Regions from separate parts of the Mus musculus genome. Here region 1 is linked to region 2. Evidence: chromatin loops called from intact Hi-C (ENCODE). Cell type or tissue: left cerebral cortex. All regions are shown on one strand. Each heading gives the region's core, and the rest is flanking DNA. Links, peaks and the distances in the headings are about the cores only.

The links. Hi-C counts contacts between places; a loop is a spot of excess contacts. Peaks named below come from ENCODE experiments on the same cell type or tissue, not always from the same donor. Only the 100,000 strongest peaks of a DNase experiment are listed, where the experiment ranks them.
Region 1: it touches region 2 in a loop (2.1-fold over the local background); 2 of 42 quality-filtered maps call a loop at or near these places.

Annotation. Positions count from the first base shown.
Region 1 is chr16:91,220,392-91,229,378 of GRCm38, forward strand. Olig2 (oligodendrocyte transcription factor 2) reads left to right here and starts at 5,159. Exons shown (of 2, transcript NM_016967.2): 1 at 5,159-5,262; 2 at 5,954-8,286. The coding sequence starts at 6,009. The coding sequence ends at 6,980. Gm52261 (a long non-coding RNA gene) reads right to left here. Exons shown (of 2, transcript XR_003951962.1): 2 at 8,188-8,987. In left cerebral cortex, for the core only: a CTCF peak has its summit at 4,507 (motif pointing right); DNase peaks (open chromatin) are centred at 2,071, 2,227, 4,573, 5,002 and 1 more place; H3K4me3 peaks cover 4,463 bases; H3K27ac peaks cover 2,448 bases.
Region 2 is chr16:91,101,317-91,110,303 of GRCm38, forward strand. It overlaps a transcript of 4932438H23Rik not described here. Among named protein-coding and RNA genes, the nearest start is that of 4932438H23Rik, 37 kb to the left of the region's middle. In left cerebral cortex, for the core only: no CTCF peak of the experiment used is centred there; no DNase peak of the experiment used is centred there.

The DNA of each region.
Region 1 (8,987 bases), core at 343-8,342, 120 kb after region 2:
CGCAGCTGCATCTCATTCCTGTCCATTGTCGTTGTCTCCCTTCGCCCCCCCCCCCGCGACCCCCAGTGGTTCGGCTTGGCCTGAAGCCAAGGGGCAGCAGCCTGAACCCATCTCTGCTTCCCCGGACCAGGGCTCCGAGGAAACAGCAGGTGGCTCACTTCGCCTTGGGAGAGCCTGGTAGTTGAGCTCAGGTCTGACGAGGTCTTCACTTGCCTTAAGGGGAGATGCTGCAACTCCCAGCTTCGCGCCCCCCCCCCCACCTCCCACCCCGTGATCCGAGGGGCAACCTTAGACCTCATTAAATCTCTTGGGAACTAGGTTAACTAGATGGGGGAAACCTAGTTAACGCTGTTGTCTATGTGGCGCGTGCATAAAACTCAGTGTGGCCATCGCACCACTAACCCCCACTTAGTGGTACTGACTCACCTCTATCCCGGGAATGCGGGGCTCAGTGAGCTCCAGCCTGCGGAAGGAGCTCGGAAAAGGAAGAAGGGGCGAGAGTGTGGGAGTGCTGGGTGACCTGAAGCTCAGGGTGGGGGAAGGGCTGGGCCCCAGAGGAAGGTGGGGTGGGGGTGGGGTGACCACAAAGGGATAGGAGGAGTCTGTGTACAAAGGTGAGAAAAGAGCCTTGAACATTCTACTCCTGAGAATGGGTCCGTGGAAAGGGGGAGAAGCAAGGGAGGTCAGGGCCCCTCGGGCTGAAATGCAACTTGCAGCCCGCAGCTGGGTGCAACAGTTGCTGCGGTTTTGTCCACACCCCCCAACCCCCCACCTCGCCAGAGAAGAGTGGCAAGCAGTGGTAATGGGCTCCACTTCCTCAGTATGTGGGGTGCTCCTGGGTCTACCCTACCAGGGAGGTGCTGGAAATAGTACAAGTGCCTCTTATTCACGAAACCCAATAGAGGGAATTATCACCTCTTGTTAGCCTGGGTGGGTCTCCTCTGCTCCCAGAAACTAGTTGCTTCTCTAGAATCCAGTCTGCACTGGCTAAATCCACTTTACAACTAAAAGGGCACACAGGACTTGTCAAAGGAGGGGGATGCTTCCCATAAGTGCTTGGAAGCCTGGACTCCCCCACCTAAACCTCCACATCGCACACACTGGAATAATTCTGAGGAGGCAGGAGATTAGCTCCGGAGCAGTGAACCATTCCTGACTTTGGTCAAAGAAGCAGAGGCCAAGTAACTCCTGGACACCTGGCAAAAGCAGGGAAGAGAATGGAAGTTTAGAACAAAGCTGTGGAGGACTTGGAACCCAACCCCAACATTGACTTCTAATCAGTGGTATCTGTAAAATGGGAACAATGACCCTTCAATGCCAACGCCAAAGAGGGGAACTGGGCAACCAGTTTGTGTGCTGAGCCCAACAGAAGTTCATTTCCATCCTTGTCCAGTGCTACCCGGATGTCATCCCACCAAGAACTTGGATCAGGACAGAGATGCATTTCAGTGGCCAGGATCATTAAGAGCAGGTGGCTGGGACCTGGGAAAGTAGCTCACGTCTCTCCAAGACTTAGTTTTCTCTTTGTAAAATGGGAGCGATGCTTCTCTTTAGGGCCAGCTAGAGAGTAACTGAAAGAGCCAGTCAAAACCGGCTGAACGCGTGCGGGGGAGGGGGCGGGGTGTTGGGGGGCGCAGCTCAGATAACCTTGAAGCAATCACCAGCTCTGCCATTCTAAAGGCTCACTCACACCCCACAATTCGGAGTACAGAAATGACCTGTTTATTGAATACACCAATAGATCCTTGCCCACAGATGCACTGTTTTACTGTTACTAGTCCTTGCACAATTGCTTGAGAAGGCCTTTGGAAACATTCACCGCGCGCATGCACGCCACCTGCCAGCCAGGCAGGCAGACGTACAAAACCCTGGCGAGGTCCGGCTGGGGCTTCACGCTGAGTTTTGCCAAGCTCCGCCGGGTTCTGACTCCTGGAGTGTCTTACCGCACACGGTTGAGCTCCAAAGCTGCCATTCTACAGTCCTTCTGGCTTCCGGACCTCCAGTCCTCACCCCCACTCTCCGGTGCCAGAAGCCTTGCCTGCCACCGCCACCCCGGGAGGATTCTGCGCAAGGACACCGCTCTTCTTGGCAGCCAGGCAGAATCGCTGCCTGAATGCTAGTAGGAAGGAAGGAAGGAAGGAAGGAAGGAAGGAAGGGAAAGGAAGGGGGAGAGCCAGGACCAAATAGGGAACCAGGGAATCGGTGGGAGGTCTGCGCCCTGGAGCCCCGCGAGAGTCGCCCCAGCCGGTTTGGCACTGGCTCCTCCTGGGCCGCCAGGCTGCGGAGCAAAGGCCGGCCCTTACACGCACCCGGCCTTTTGTGCAAAGGCAACACAAAGGAGAGGGAAAAACACGTCTTCCGTTTTGAAGGAGGAGGCCAACAGCTCAGGACGCCTAGGCAAGCCAGGAACTCCCGGAGCCCGGCCTGCCGATTAGCCTAGGCAAGTGAACTCTCCATTCCCAGGGAAGGCATATTGGTCCAGCTGCGTGTGTTGGTTGGAAACGCGTCTCTAGGGCCCACCCAGGACACACAGGCAGGAGCTAGATCCTGACACCGGCGAAAAGTATCTCTCGGACCAAGAAGGACAAGCGGGGGCTAACCCCGACTAGTTTCCGATGGGGTGGGAGGAGTAAAGGAGACGCACGGAATTGTGTCCAGCCTCTGACTTGCCTCAGAGCCAGAGACCAAGGGACACAGATGGCCCTCAGGCGGCAAGCAGCTCTCAGACGAAGAGAAGGCAGCTGAGAGGAGAAGGAGACAGTTGGGAGCTGCCCGTCAAAGCTTCCGACTTAGAGAGTGAGGACCACCAGATGCCTGGAACTGCTGGGACAAGCTAGTTAGCTAACCAGGCTGCTACGCTAGCCACAGGGCTAGGGGAAGTGGAAAGGCTGGGGGTGGGGGTGGGGGACGCAGAGCCAGCTAGCGCTGCGCTCTTGCCTTCCGGCTCCTTTTCCAGGCTCGCCGCTGTAGAAAGGTTTCCCCAACTTTCGTCCGGGTCTCCAACTCCAGCTACTGGACCAAGTGTACAGAATGTCAGGCAGTTCTCCCGCAGACTTCCGGACGCAGAAGAGACAAACCAGTAGAACGCAACAAAAGAAGGAACCTGGGCGCTCGGATGCTCCGGGCAGTCACACTAGCCTGGGTGGCTGCAACCTATCTCCCGCATATTGTACCGCCTGAGGTTTGTTAGGGACTTTGGAGATCCACATCCCAGCTGGTGGCCCCACAGAGCTCACCCCCACGTACGCCCTCTCTGCGGTTTGCCAACGAAGGCCCAAGAGTGGTCCTCACATGCCCAAGCTCCTAATCCCCACCACAAGCCCCGTGTGACAGATTCTGCTAATTGAACGGTTATGGGTCATCCTCATAACCGTTGGGCGACATTATCACCACGCTTCAATTCTTCATGTTTTAAATACATATTTAACGGATGGCTGCAGAGCCAGCTGGGAAACACGCGGGTCGGAAAACAATGCTTCAGAAGGCACGAGATGAGGGGCAAACGCGCCAGCCCACTGACACTCGAGGGTGGACCCCAGGGGGGGGGGCGGGGGAGAACTTAGCACGAAATGAGGAGCAATCGCCTGAGTTTTCATGCCTGTTCTGACTTTGCTACAAGAAGACCAATTACTGTTTGTCTGCTTGCTTGTTAAAACTACATATGCGAATTCAAATACCAAGCAATGAGAAGTAACGAGAAAAGACCGTTAAAACTCCGTGAGAAGGAATTGGCGCTTATGTTTGGGGGGTGGAGGAGAGGTAGCACCCGAGATCTGTAAAAAATAAATATCCCAACAAACAAACAAAACGCATTTGAGCTGGAAATGTCCGGATGTGAGAAACAGTTGGGGGTGGGGATACAACCTACTGCCCCCATGCTTGGGCACTGCCAATTGCTCGCATCCATCCACGGTAGGCAGGGTCACCTGTATGGGCCTGGCCGTATTTTCTCCTGGAGGCTTGCTGAAATCAATTCCTAGGTTTTCACTTCCATAAAATGGGTGAGTGTATAGTTATCTCTAGACTTCCCCAGGCAATTCACCCAGATCCAGTTTCTCAGCTTTGTATGTGTGTGTGTGTGTGTGTGTGTGTGTGTGTGTGTGTGAGAGAGAGAGAGAGAGAGAGAGAGAGAGAGAGAGAGAGAGAGAGGCTGCTACCTATAAAAGACGTCCCAAGGCAGCTAGGAGTGTGTTTCAAGTATCAACTCCCATCCACAGCGGAGAGCCTCCGATAATTCTTTGCAAATAATGTTGCCTCTACTCCAAGGCTTGGGCACCAAGATGTTGGAAGTTCAGTGGCTGGGTTTCCCTGAAAATGAATGAGGTGGAAGTCGTTAACCATCGATGCGTTGGCGCTTTGACTGTATTGAAAATAGCTCTCCGGAGCTTCTACACAATCTAAACTTTATAATGAATTGCGATTTCTTCCCAGAGTGCTAAGAACCTTTCTCTGCTTCCTTGCCCGCCCCGTGCTCTCCAAGGCCATGCCCCCACCTGGGGGCGCTACCGCCTGTCCCCAAAGCTGCAGCAACTGCCACTAAGTAGAAAGGAGCTAAGGGAGTGGGGGCCTTCTGCGCCGCTAGTGTTTTCTTATGCAACCACAAATGGTCACAGTTTGATGAAAATCACTCGATAGGTCGGCAGCGGGAAACAGGAGGAGGCGGGAGGGCTAGCAAAAACTCCAGGTGTGGCAAGCAACCTCGGTGTTCATTCTCAGCCATAGAACTGGTTGGCCATCGGACGAGTTTGCAGATTCCCCGTCTCACTCCGTACCCTGGCCTGACGCTACAGTGACAATATTTATATTGAAAGTTGCAGGCGTTCCCTCTCTGCCAGGGTCCCCAGACTTCTTTAGCAGCCCCGCTAGCCCACCCGCTTCTTCAGCTCGCCCTTTCCTCTCCCTGCCCAGGTCCCTCCTCCCATCCCTCCTCGCGAATCTCTCTACCGCGGGCGCCCATTGGCTGTGTGCTGAGAGGAGGCGTGTGCCGGGCCCGGCGGGTTTCATTGAGCGGAATTAGCCGGGTGACATCAGCTTCGCAGCCCCTCGGGCCGGCCCAGCTCATTGGCGCCTCTGCCCCTCCAGGAAAAGCACATTGTTCCCGCCCCCCGCCCGGACCACCGCCACCGCCGTCGCTGCTGCCTCCACCCAGCTATAAAAACCAGCGGAACCCCGAAAGGTGTGGATGCTTATTACAGACCGAGCCAACACCAGCGCCCAGAGCCAGGTTCTCCTCCGCAGCGAGCACCTCAAATCTAATTCACAGTAAGTGTCCCCGCCCCTTAACTGCTCCAGCCTAAACCCCGAAGACCGACTTCTCCAAAGTGGCTAGGATTTAGGATGCACCCTACAGTGCTGGCCTACTGGCCGAGATCCCGCCCCAATAGGTACTAATGACTGCCTGGGTGTCTACACTCACCGCAGCATCCCAGGCTCCAATAACTCCTGTTGCGAGTCCGCAAGCTAGCCGCGCGGTCGTAGAACCAGCGCTTAGAAAGTGAATCCAATGCGGGCTGCCAGTGCGTGTGTTCACGCTTGCCGGCGTTTGCTGCGTGTGTAGATGGCGTTAAAGGCAGATGCGTCTGAGCACCAGATAGAAAATACTTCTCTATTCAGATCTCCGGTCCAGAGAAAAGTCCTCATTTATTCCAGGCCGGACTGAAGAAATAAAACCTCTAGAATGTCCCTCATTGAGGGCCACCCAGAAGTCCCTGAAATAAAGTAACCGGTGGATGAGTGGGGAGGAGAGAGATTAGGATAACTTGCATGCCCCGGGCTGCTAGAAGGCCAGACTGCCGCGGCGTAGATGCCAACCACCTTTGCGGGTTCCTGGAGCTGCCGTGCAGGCGGGGACGGCGATTGTCTCACTTCTTTCTCCACACCCTGTGTGTCTGTCTGTCTGTCTCTGTGTATGTGTGTGTCTGTGTCTGTGTATCTGTCTGGTTCTCTCCTCAAGTTCGGAAGGTTGAAAAAAGAAGGATCATTCGAGAGCTTAGATCATCCCTGGGGCCATGGACTCGGACGCCAGCCTGGTGTCTAGTCGCCCATCGTCCCCAGAACCCGATGATCTTTTTCTGCCCGCCCGGAGCAAGGGGGGAAGCAGCAGCGGCTTCACAGGAGGGACTGTGTCCTCGTCCACGCCGAGCGACTGCCCGCCAGAGCTGAGCTCCGAGCTACGAGGGGCCATGGGCGCGTCAGGCGCGCATCCCGGGGACAAACTGGGCGGCGGTGGCTTCAAGTCATCTTCCTCCAGCACCTCCTCGTCCACGTCCTCGGCGGCCACGTCTTCCACCAAGAAAGACAAGAAGCAGATGACTGAGCCCGAGCTGCAGCAGCTGCGCCTGAAGATCAACAGCCGCGAACGCAAGCGCATGCACGACCTCAACATCGCCATGGACGGCCTGCGGGAGGTCATGCCTTACGCGCACGGGCCGTCGGTGCGCAAGCTCTCCAAGATCGCCACGCTGCTGCTGGCGCGAAACTACATCCTCATGCTCACCAACTCGCTGGAGGAGATGAAGCGACTGGTGAGCGAGATCTACGGGGGTCACCACGCCGGCTTCCACCCATCGGCCTGTGGCGGGCTGGCACACTCGGCGCCTCTACCCACCGCCACGGCGCACCCCGCGGCCGCCGCGCACGCCGCGCACCACCCGGCCGTGCACCACCCCATCCTCCCTCCCGCAGCCGCCGCCGCCGCCGCAGCCGCCGCCGCCGCAGCGGTGTCCAGCGCCTCTCTACCGGGCTCCGGGCTGTCCTCGGTCGGATCCATCCGGCCTCCGCACGGCCTGCTCAAGTCACCGTCGGCAGCCGCAGCCGCCCCTCTCGGAGGCGGGGGTGGAGGCAGCGGTGGCAGCGGTGGCTTCCAGCACTGGGGCGGCATGCCGTGCCCCTGCAGCATGTGCCAGGTGCCGCCGCCGCACCACCACGTGTCGGCTATGGGCGCCGGCACCTTGCCGCGCCTCACCTCCGACGCCAAGTGAGCCGGCCAGCGGGGGTGCGTCCTGGAGAGCCAAGGGCTGCGGAGCAGCGCGGACAGGCCAGCGCTGGGGCTCCGGGGCTCTGTTGCAAGAAGGGGAGCTGGACCACGGGCTGGGCCTAGGGGATTATGGGGAGTCGAATATATGGGAACCGAAGCAATGGGAGCATTTGAAGCGATGGAGAGATGCGTTCGTTCCAGAACCTGGTTGACTCTTTGGCTGAACACTCCAAGGGTCTGGGAGGCGCCATTGTACAAAACGGCCACAACGCGCGGGTACTTTCATCCCTGGAACTTCCTGCCTGCACCCCCAGGAAGTCTAAAAACTAACTTTCCGGTGTACAAAGATTGACTCCCTGTCTGGGCTTAGACGAGACGCAGAGCACTGCACTTGACTTCTTTCCCCCACTTCAGGCGGGGTAGGAGACTCCCAGGAACCGCACTGCAGAAGCGACCTCTGGGCCTCACCCTGCAGGTTCATCCCTGGCCCAGGGCCAGGCACTAAGTTAGTAGACGCTGGCGTGGGTATCAGAAGCACTTAGGGTCCTGTGGTCTCAGAAGTGTGGCCTTCCCTCCTGTTGTCTCTCCTGTTGATTTGTGGTTTCCTAACAAATCTGTGAATGTTCCTTTTCAGAGCACAGGAGCAAGCTTTACAGACGCTTAAAATAGCACTTGTGGAATGGAATAATCCCAAAAGTCCCGATATGGAACGGAATCCTTTTTGGGTCTTATTTTTAAATAGATCTCCCCCCACACACACGCACACACACACTCACGCAACACACATTCTAAGCACACATCAATTGGTTTCTTACCCGACTGGGGACGCTGTTTTTTGGTACCTGGGGGCTTGACAAAAGAACAACATCAAAAAGTTGCTGTGAATATAGTTTGAGCTTTTTGGGAGGGGGTATTCTGTTGGGTTTTTAATAATTTCTTGTGTGTGTAAATATAATATCAACGAAATGCGCGATGCGAAGCTCTTTGTTCACGTGACTCCCCCCTCCGTCTAAGCCCGCTGTTTTCTTTCTGTGTCGTTGCCCTCCCACACACACACCTTTTGCCACCGTTAACACGAGGGGCAAACCCCTTCATGCGCGCTCCCTGGCGCGACCTGCATTACAACGTGGGCTTTACTGCGCCTGCCTCCTAACCTTCCACCTCTTCCGCGCTGCCCCTGCAGAGTGTATCTATCACCTGTTTTATTTTTGTAAAGAAAAAGAAGTGCTAAATAATATTTATTACTTGTTTGGTTGCATAAAACGAAACAAATGATGGAGTGTTGAGATTTTAAATAAAATTTAAAGCAAGGCAGGTGTTTTCAGTTTGTGTGAGGGAGTTACGGGGGAGGGACAAGGAGACGCTAGGGACAGCGATTCCTCTGGGGACGGATTTGTAGCTCGTTTTGCTGGCTTAGCCATGGAGAAAGATAAGGGATTTTTACTACTCCCTCCCTCCCCCAACACATGTTTTCTTTAAAAGAGCACGCTCTCCGGATGTGTATCACAGCTTTCTTGTGCTTTTTTATTTTGCACGCCTAATTGGAAACTCCCTTTCCCCTTCTAGTGAAAATAGAGCTAGTTCAAGAATGAATTTTCTTTCCAGGAGTGCCGAACTTTGGACCTTCAGGGCCAGGGACCGAGCCTCTGCGGAGGTTCTGGGAGCTTTAACAAAGCCCTCTTCAGCCAAGAGTTTCTTTTCTCTAAGCTCAGGAGCGTTCACTGGGCCTCACAGCACCACTGGATTCAGCTGAGCCGACTCTTGGGTCCCGGTGTACCGGCAAAGCCTGGGAATTTTGTGCAAAGCTCTGCAGGGGTGTTTGATGAGGATTCACCAGTCTCTTCCATCCTTTCTCAGCCTGCCCGTCCGCCACCGGCAAAGTGTGGGCGCTGGGAACCTATGGCTCTGGGAACCTTCCTGGTTTTAGAGGCGGCTCTCTTGCGGGGGGGGGGGGGCTGTGGATTTTTCTGGGGCAACTTCTGTCTTTTCACAGTCACTGAGTGTCTTAGAA
Region 2 (8,987 bases), core at 435-8,434:
TTACTCTCAGGCCATGGTTACATGTAGTTTTCCTGTGGTCGTTTATAATTGGCACCCATAGTCCATAGGGAATGATACTATTAGGAGGTGTGGCCTTGTTGGAGGAAGTATGCCACCGTGGAGGTTGGCTTTGAGGTCTTACATACTGTCCATACACACACACCTACTGGAGCAGTCTCCGGCTGCCTTTAGAACAAGATGTAGAATTCTCAGCTCCTTCTTCAGCACCATGTCTGCCTGCAGGCTGCCATGCTTCCCACTGTGAAGGTAATGGACTGAGCCTCTAAAATTGTAAGCCAGCCCCAGCTAAATGTTGTCCTATATAAGAGTTACCTTGGTTGTGGTGTCTCTTCACAGCAATGGAAACCATAAGACATTTACCAATTCAGTATATTTTCATAAGGAGGATTTGTTTTTATAGTTACATTTTTAAAGAGTTAAAAGTAACCAGTAGGGTTTTTTTTTCCCCTCATGAATCGTGACAGTAGCACCAGGGCATTCAACTGAGAATGAAGAGATCTTCTGAGAACAGCGCTCACAGGCTCACAGGCTCACAGGCACCGCTATAACCCTTGAAGCGCTCACCCAGATTGTTTCATACAAGTGGAATTAGAATTCCATGTTCTGGGCTGGAGAGATGGCTCAGCGGTTAAGAGCACTGACTGCTCTTCCGGAGGTCCTGAGTTCAAATCCCAGCCACCACATGGTGGCTCACAACCGTCCATAATGAGATCTGACTCCCTCTTCCGGTGCATCTGAAGACAGCTACAGTGTACTCACATATAATAAATAAATAAATCTTAAAAAAAAAAAAAAGAATTCCATGTTCTGATGAGAACACAGTTACAGCGCCACAGCGCTTCCTTTCAGATAACCGTGCTGAAGACAAAGTCTATGCTTCCGGGGAATCAGAGGCTGGGGAGTCACTCCATTTGAATTTGATCTGCAGTTGCTTCCACTATCAAACGAGGGACCCAAACCTTCAGATCAGACCTGGCATTGTCCCTAAATGTTTAACAAAAGGGGATGTTGTGGGTATTTCTCTTCTATGTTGGCAAATCTGAGGTCCCAGTATAGAGGACAGACTGCACGTAAATCCAGGTGCATGTGTCTATGTGTAGACATATAATTTAATAAAAAAAAAAACAATTTTTTTGTGTGTGTATGGGGGAGGTTGAGGAGAATGTGAAGGTGTGTCAGGAAACCAGAGATGTCCGATTCCCCTGGAACTGGAGTGACCGCCTGTTGTGCGCCGCCTATCCTGGGTATGAGGAACCAAACTCAGACCCTCTGCAATGGGCAGTACTGGCAGTGTAACTAACCACTGGGCCATCCTTCCAGTCCCAATATTTTACTTTCCATGTTATTTATTGAGCTACAGCCTTCACCCTCCATATCCCAGTGAGCCTTTAGATGCTCCAAGATATGCTAGGTCCTTTTCCCCCTGCCGTCCCCACCTGAGATTGCTCAGAAACCACACAAGAATATGTACAAGCATCCTGCAAGGGGTTGAGTCCCAAGACCCATGAGTGTTCAAGTCGTTTGTACAAAATGGCAGAGTCCTGCATACTCTAAGGCATGCCTAAGTAACCTTTTAATGCTATATAGATAGTTGTTAGCCCTGATATGTATAGAGATAATGGCAAGGAAGAGTGTACATGTTCGGTGCCGATGACATTTTCTGAATATCTTCAGTTCAAAGTTGGTTAAATCTGGGCTTGAGCTTTAAGATATAGGGGATATGTGTGTACGTGTGTGCATCTCTCTTTCTCTCTCTCTGTTTCTGTCTCTGTGTGTGTGTGTTTCTTTGTAATAATCAAGCATATTTATATTTGATTCCTGGACAAGAGACCAGACACTGTGTTACAATTAATTATTCATCATAAGAACTGTAAGAGACGCCATGGTTCCCATTTTATAGATGAGACAGAGAAGGCTCTCATAAAACGTGAAGACCAACTTGGGTTTCAGAACAGCTGAGGTTTTGCCATTCCGGAAGTCAGTACGTGCAGGTGAAAAGCCGCTTTCTTCTGCGGCCCGCCAAGCTTGTCCCTGTTACAGAAGCAGCTGAAAGAAAGAAAGAAAGAAAGAAAGAAAGAAAGAAAGAAAGAAAGAAAGAAAGAAAGAAAGAAAGAAAGAAAGAATCCGAACTTTCTTCATTTGTTTCCGTTAGGGCTTGCGGTTAAGCTCTGCTTCCCGTTGTCAGCTCCTGTTCCTCCTAAGAACAAGACAGTACGCAGGTGTGGGTCCGCTTCGGTCTTGCTGCAGCCTCTGTCATTCCCTGCAGCCTTGGAAGATCCAGACGCCTACATTCTCTGACAGCTTTCCCTGGCAAGGCAGCCACTCGCTGTTTTATACAACACTTAGGGGCACGCCTCTCTCTTTCAACCTTTCACCAAGTGTCTGTGTTTTCTTCGAATACGGTTCAGAAGTTATAATCTCTAACGTTGAAATGCCCGAGATATTGTGATGAAGTAGGAAAGAAAATCTTGGGTTTGATGAAAAGGTATGACACGACAAAGGCGAGGACTGCGGGATTCTGGGAGTAGGAGAGAGGTGGGAAACAGAGGGACCACGGGTCTGGCCCTCGGAGCCACTGCGTTGAATAGGCCATTGAGTCTGTGCAGCTCTCCTCGGCTTAACTGGCCGCAACAGAAAAAAGGCTACAGTCTTCAGACTGAAGACTATGAGAAGCTGAGAGCTGTGGTCATGGCCTAATCGATAACTTTATGAAAAAAAAAAAATGGGACTGATGCTGCCACAAGAGTCTTCCGGTGCCCCGTATTCTGTGGCTCGGATGGCATCGTTAAAAAAACAAGCCAGGTCATATTGGGGATGAGGGGCCGTTCCTTTCCTACAGCCCAAGGTGCTTGCTTTACTAATAGCCATTGGCTTTGCAAGTTACTGTTGGTCTCTCCGAGCTGCAAAATGCCAGCGCCGGGGCCGGTCACAGACAGGGAAAAAGTTGGAAGGACTTTTTAGTTAATTCACAATTGCTGCTTGCAGAGTTCCCCAAAGTTGGGGTGTGGGAATGTGTTTGGGGCGCAGTGCAAAATTTAACAATGGACTTAATGACGTGTGAGAAAGAAAAGCCTAGGATGACAAGGAAAGTGGCCATCCTGGCCAAGTCCGTGTGGCAACAAAGAACGGAATTCTTAAGGTAGAGACTTAGATCCGCCTTGAAGGCAATCAAACTTGTAACCATCACTCTGCTGGTTTTCTCTATAAATTAACACAAAGCCAGTTTAATCTAAAAATTATCATGCAGCAAATAATAAATAAATAAATAAAAATAAAGAAAAAAGAAAAGGAAAGAAAAAAAATTCACCTTATTTACCACAGTTTTATCCCTCAATGCTTCTGTGTTAGTTTAATTTGCTCACCAAACTTTTTTTAAAAAGATAAAGTAAACTTTATTGAGTTTAAGCATATTTGCCTATGAAATGTTTTGGAAATCTAAATGACCCACCTTAGACAACTAATGCAATTTAAAAGTAGAGAGACCTTGCTTCCAGGTTGAAGCAACAGGTATTAAAATGGATAGAAACAGAGTTTTTGACCTCACTCTCTGCTCTGTTGCTAAAATCTCACATCTCCAATGAGTCCTGTTAGTTTTCAGCTGCTTTCTGAGGAGCAGGGTGCTGGCAGACAGACTGTTTCCCTGCTAAACAATAGTCCTGTTTAATTTAACGCCTTCAGCAAAAACCCAACAATATCCCACAAGACCATTACACACTAGTTTACCCTTCTCTTTTCGTTTTTTCATGTTTCACTTTCGGGAGCAGGGAGGGGAGGGGACAAGGCTAAAAACAAACTAATTTTTGGTCATTTTATTCCTTTCGCAAACAGTTTGAAGACTAACCAATTTGTACTTACAAATCTGGGGCATTAGCAGACGGGGACCCTAAATCCGCATGCACACAAGCGGTAACTGTTTGTATGCCAAGCTGTTTGTAAGCCTGATTTGACAGCAGAGAGCTATTCATTCCTTTGTCAACTGTCAGTCTAAAAACGTTAACCTGCCTGGGTCCCGGGGTATGGGAGCGCTAAGTCTTCCCTCCTTCAACTGTATAATGAACAGACTGTTTCATTAATGAGACAATTCACTCCACAAATCCAGCCCAAACAACTTATTTCACAATTTGTGAGCAGAATTAAATTTCAGGGGAGTCGCAAGAGGGGGTGGGAGGGAGGGGGGAGTAGGTGAGTTGTGCACAATATATCAAGGGATCAATGCGTTGGGATAAGTGTCCCAGGCAATTTTGCCAGCGGTTGTGGGCCGAGGCTTGGGAGGCCACGGCATGCAGATCAGCGGATTAGGTGGGGGGAGCGCAGCATTAGGTCAAGTGTCTCACGGGGAGCTGATAAACACCCCAAACCTGACAACAGATTTTCCTTTCTTCCAGCACCACTTGGTAAGTGTCAGAGCAAATCTTCTGAATGGCAGTGCGCTTTACTTAGAGGCCTTTCTTCAGGGGGACACTCTGTCCATTTTCCTGAAGCCCATTCCAGGCTGCTTCAGGAATAAATTTGCCCGGCATCTCACACTCACTCGCCACACACACACACACACACACACACACACACACACACACACACCACACCGCCTTTCCCTCCATATCTTAACTATAAGCCTTTGTCTCAAGGTGTGTGAACCAGCCCCAAAATCCACATCGAGAGTCCCTGAGGTTTCAGAGGCCCTGGATTTAGCTTTAATACAAATTAAGCACTTTGAAGATTATACAATAAAAAAACCTCCTCCCTCCCTCGTCAGAGTTCTGTAACAGAACTCTCATTTTAAACGTGGCCAGTGTATGGATTCTGTTAAATGGGGAAGCTGTAAGCAGCAAATGGTCACAGAACAACTCAGTCTCATAATATCCTATATATCCATTGCCGTTAATTCAAACCAAGTCGTCAGTGTGTTGTATTTCTTCTGATTTTGCAACCCGAAAGGGAGAGGCCATGCTTACCATATTAAGTTGTATCTCTGTGTTAACTCAAAGTGCATGATAGAAAATCAATGTTGCAACATCAAACATGGCCTAACTAGGTCCTAGCCGGGTGCTTGGTTTCATTTAGAGATGTTCTGAACTGTTTAAGCAGCCTTAAATGTTCCAGGACACTTTGTTGCCTGCAGCCCGCTTTCTTACCTTTTCCATTTCTCCTTTTAAACTTCTTTTGGTGGTTTCATGTTTAACTCAGCAGGGCTTGCAAACCCAAAGCAAAGTTTTGAAGTTTAGAAGTTTTCAAAATGATCGACTGGAAGAGGCTTTCAAGAGCCAGAGTGTCATCTACCTTTACATTAAGCTCTAAGTTAGAAGACATTTTCCTTTAGCAAGTGTGGGGCAGTCTTTCTCCATTCTGCATTTTGATTTAGCAGGGTAAGCTATGTCTATGAAATACTGAGCAGCACTTCAGGACAGAGGACCACTGCAGACATCCTTAGAAGTTAATTCTTTTTCTTGCTATTTCTACCTGCTTTACGGAGAATATTTTCTCAGGCATGGTGGCAATTAGCACCCAGATGCTTGCCATTCTGCCTCTGGAATGTAACTATAACATCTTTTTTTTTTCTTTCTTTCTTTTTCCTCCTCGAAAATGTTTTCTCTTCCTTGCATTTTCATTTTTAAATTAAAATTATAGCTCCGTATTTTCTATTTTAAAAAGTACTTAATTTTGCACATTAGGTTTTGGCTAATCCTCCTGTTTATACTTCTTAGTAGTTACTTTCATCTTTGGTTTCGGAGAATTTCCAAACTCTTTTTTTTTAAGTGTGTGTGTGTGTGTGTGTGTAAGAGAGAGAGAGAGAGAGAGAGAGAGAGAGAGAGAGAGAGAGATGTGTGGAATTTTCTCATTCCACACGTATGTGGTTTTGCGGATCGCCTCCGGTCGTCAGTGCCTGCTGAGGTTGAACACCTTGCTGAGGGTGATCTCAAAGGTGCTGTGTTTTTCTGCGGGATTCCTGTTACAGTGACAGGCGCCCCCTTTGTGTCTCTTTTCACCCTTTTGAATATTTTCATTTTGTGTGTATGGGCGTTTTGCCCGCAGAGATAACTGTCTGCCACTTATGTGCCAGCAGAGGGCATTGGAGTCACTAGACCCGGAATTATGGATTCCCAGCTTTCATATGAGTGCTAGGAATAGAACTCTGGTCCCTGAAAGAGCAGCCAGCGTTTGTCACCACTGGGCCACCTCTCTAGTCACCCTTTGTAAGAAATAGAAATGTGTTGTATCTGAGTGCTGAATGCACCCATCAATTAAGATACTCAGGGGATCTCCCAAGGAACAACTTCTCCCCCACCTTCGAAGACTAGGATGCTTCTGAGAAAGTTAGCTTGATGTTTGCTGCTGCTGCTGGCAGGTCCTAGGCTAACCAAAAAACACCACATAAAACACCTTGCTGGTTGGACGCGCCCGTGGTCCACTGTGATCCGCTATGCCAAGAATTCCATGAATAATAATGAGGACGCAAACTGTCAAGCAGAGAGCCTGCCTAATCACGCGGAAATCTTGCACTGTCACAGCCCCTCCCCTTCCCATAAAGCTGCTTCAGCTCCATCCTTGCATCAGCATCACTTAACCATCTCCCCCCCCCTCCCCCCCCCCCTGCCTTCGCGAGTCCCCTCCCCACAACCCCTCCCCGAGGCCCCTCCCCACAGCCCCTCCCTGAGGCTCCTCCCAGAGTTGGCTGTCACACTGGCCTTTCCAGTTCTCCTCTGGAATGTCAAGCAGCTTCCGACAGGATGAAAGTTAAAGTAAGTCTCCTACCTACAGACACCCACTCCAAGAGACTGGAGTCCCTCCTCCCTCCAGTCCTTCCCAAACAGCTCCAACTAACCAAGTATTCAAATGCCTGAGACTACAGGGGGCATCTCATTAAAATCACCACACTCAATAAAGTGCTTACCATGAAAGTATGAGGACCTGGGTTGGGTCCCCAGCTCCCACAAGAAAGAGTTGGATTGACAGTATGCTTGTTAATCTTAGCACCTAGGAAGACAGAAACAGGCAAATCCTTGAAGGAGACCTGATCCATCTTAAGAACCAGGTGGATGCTCCTGAGGAAAATCACCTGAGGTTGGTTTCTGGCTTCCACAGATAGAAGCACTCACACATGTGAACACACATATGTGTGCACACATATGCTCATGCACATGCATGTGTGCACACAGGCTAACAATTAGAAGGGCTTCCAAGACACCCTTAACACAGCACAGACCATTTAGTTGCCCATCAGATTTGTGGTAGGATTGGTTACTTTTTCGTTGCCATAGTGATAAAACACTATGGCAAAGGCAACTCTTCAAAAGAAGACATTTAATTGGGCTGATGGTTCCAGAGGGTTAGAGTCCTTGATGATTGAGTGAAGGCCTGGAGGCAGGTGACTGGAGCAGTTGAGCGCTCACATCTTAATCCACAAGCAGGATGCCAAGAGAAACTAATTCAAAATGACACTATTCCCAAAGTGCACCTCCCCACACCAGTGACACAGCTCTTCCAACAAGGCCACACCTTCTAATCCTTCCCAAACAGTTCCACCAACTGGGGACCTAGTATTCACACATACGCACCTATAGGGGCCATTTAAACAACTGCAGAGATTCACACACTATCACTGAAGATGCACTTTTGTAGTAGAACCTGGAGAAATCAAAGTGATATTGAACTGGAAAATTACTCTCTGTTGGTTACCTATCACAACGTTATAAGAGCCAGGAAAGAAAGGGTACCAACAGTTAACCCAGCAAGCTACATTAATAACTCTCCTGAAAGTTATCAATGCCCACTGCTAACAATAGTGGCACAAATGTCTTGGGGGTAGCCAACAGTTGGCTGAAAGACACGCTTGACAGGTGGGAACTCATGCATGTGGTGGTTAGCCTGGTGGAGAATCCATGGCTAGGACCCCATAGACTCAAGGAAAGAGCCTACTACTGAATCTTGCTAACTGACATGGTCACTACCTTCTACATACTTATCTTTATACGCACAGATTAGACTGGCTTACACCTCACGGGAGAAGCTTGCTTTTCAACAATGGATGGAAGTCAACACAGAGAACCACAAATGATCAAAACACAGATAGATAGTTCATCCCCAAATGGGCCAGCTATATCAGATCCATTTTCCCTAAGACTCGGAGAACATCATGGAAGGAAGGGGAATGCCAGGGCCAACAAGCGGGAGTGGGTGGGTGGGGAAGCGGGGCAGAGGGAGGGTGTGGGGAACATTCGGGATAGCATTTGAAATGTACATAAAGAAAATATCTAATAAAAATAAATAAATAAATAAATAAATAAATAAATAAATAAATAAAAAGAACCAGAGACTCAGACAGCTGTGAAACGTGTCCCCTGGACATGATACAACAGGGATGTTGCTCCCATGAACTCTGAGATATCTGCTTTCACACAATCTGCACAAACACAAACCCCACACTGAACAGCGTTCCAGAATGGGTAAAAGAAGGGCTCCCAGGACCCCAGCCCTACTTGGGGGGAGGTGCTGAAGGAGGGGGTCAGTTTTCATCAGGGGTGGGACTTTGGTAGGTTGTCCATGTCACAGTGAATGGCCCACCTCCCATATGTGAATGTGGGCAATACCATTAGGACTCATTAGGTCATACATATGTGGAGAGAAAGTGTGCTCAAAGCTAGGAAGGGATGTGTGTAGGGAACGAGGGGTGGATATGATCAAAATAGGATGTATTTATATATGGAGGAAAAAGAGTAATTGGAAAGAAGACATGCCATAAACAATTGCTTGTAGTTATGGCACCTCTGCGTGACACCTCATTTATAAGGCTGCTCTGTAGCCTTGTAATCAAAGGTCCTCTTGCGGCTTAGCCATTCCTGTGTGGCTGGAACGCAAGGCTTTTGCTTGAACCAAGGAAACAAAGAAACTTACAATCTTTCAAAATACTTGCTTTTTAAAACACCTATTTTTAAAGATAAATTATATCTTTGTACTTAACTAGTATAAAA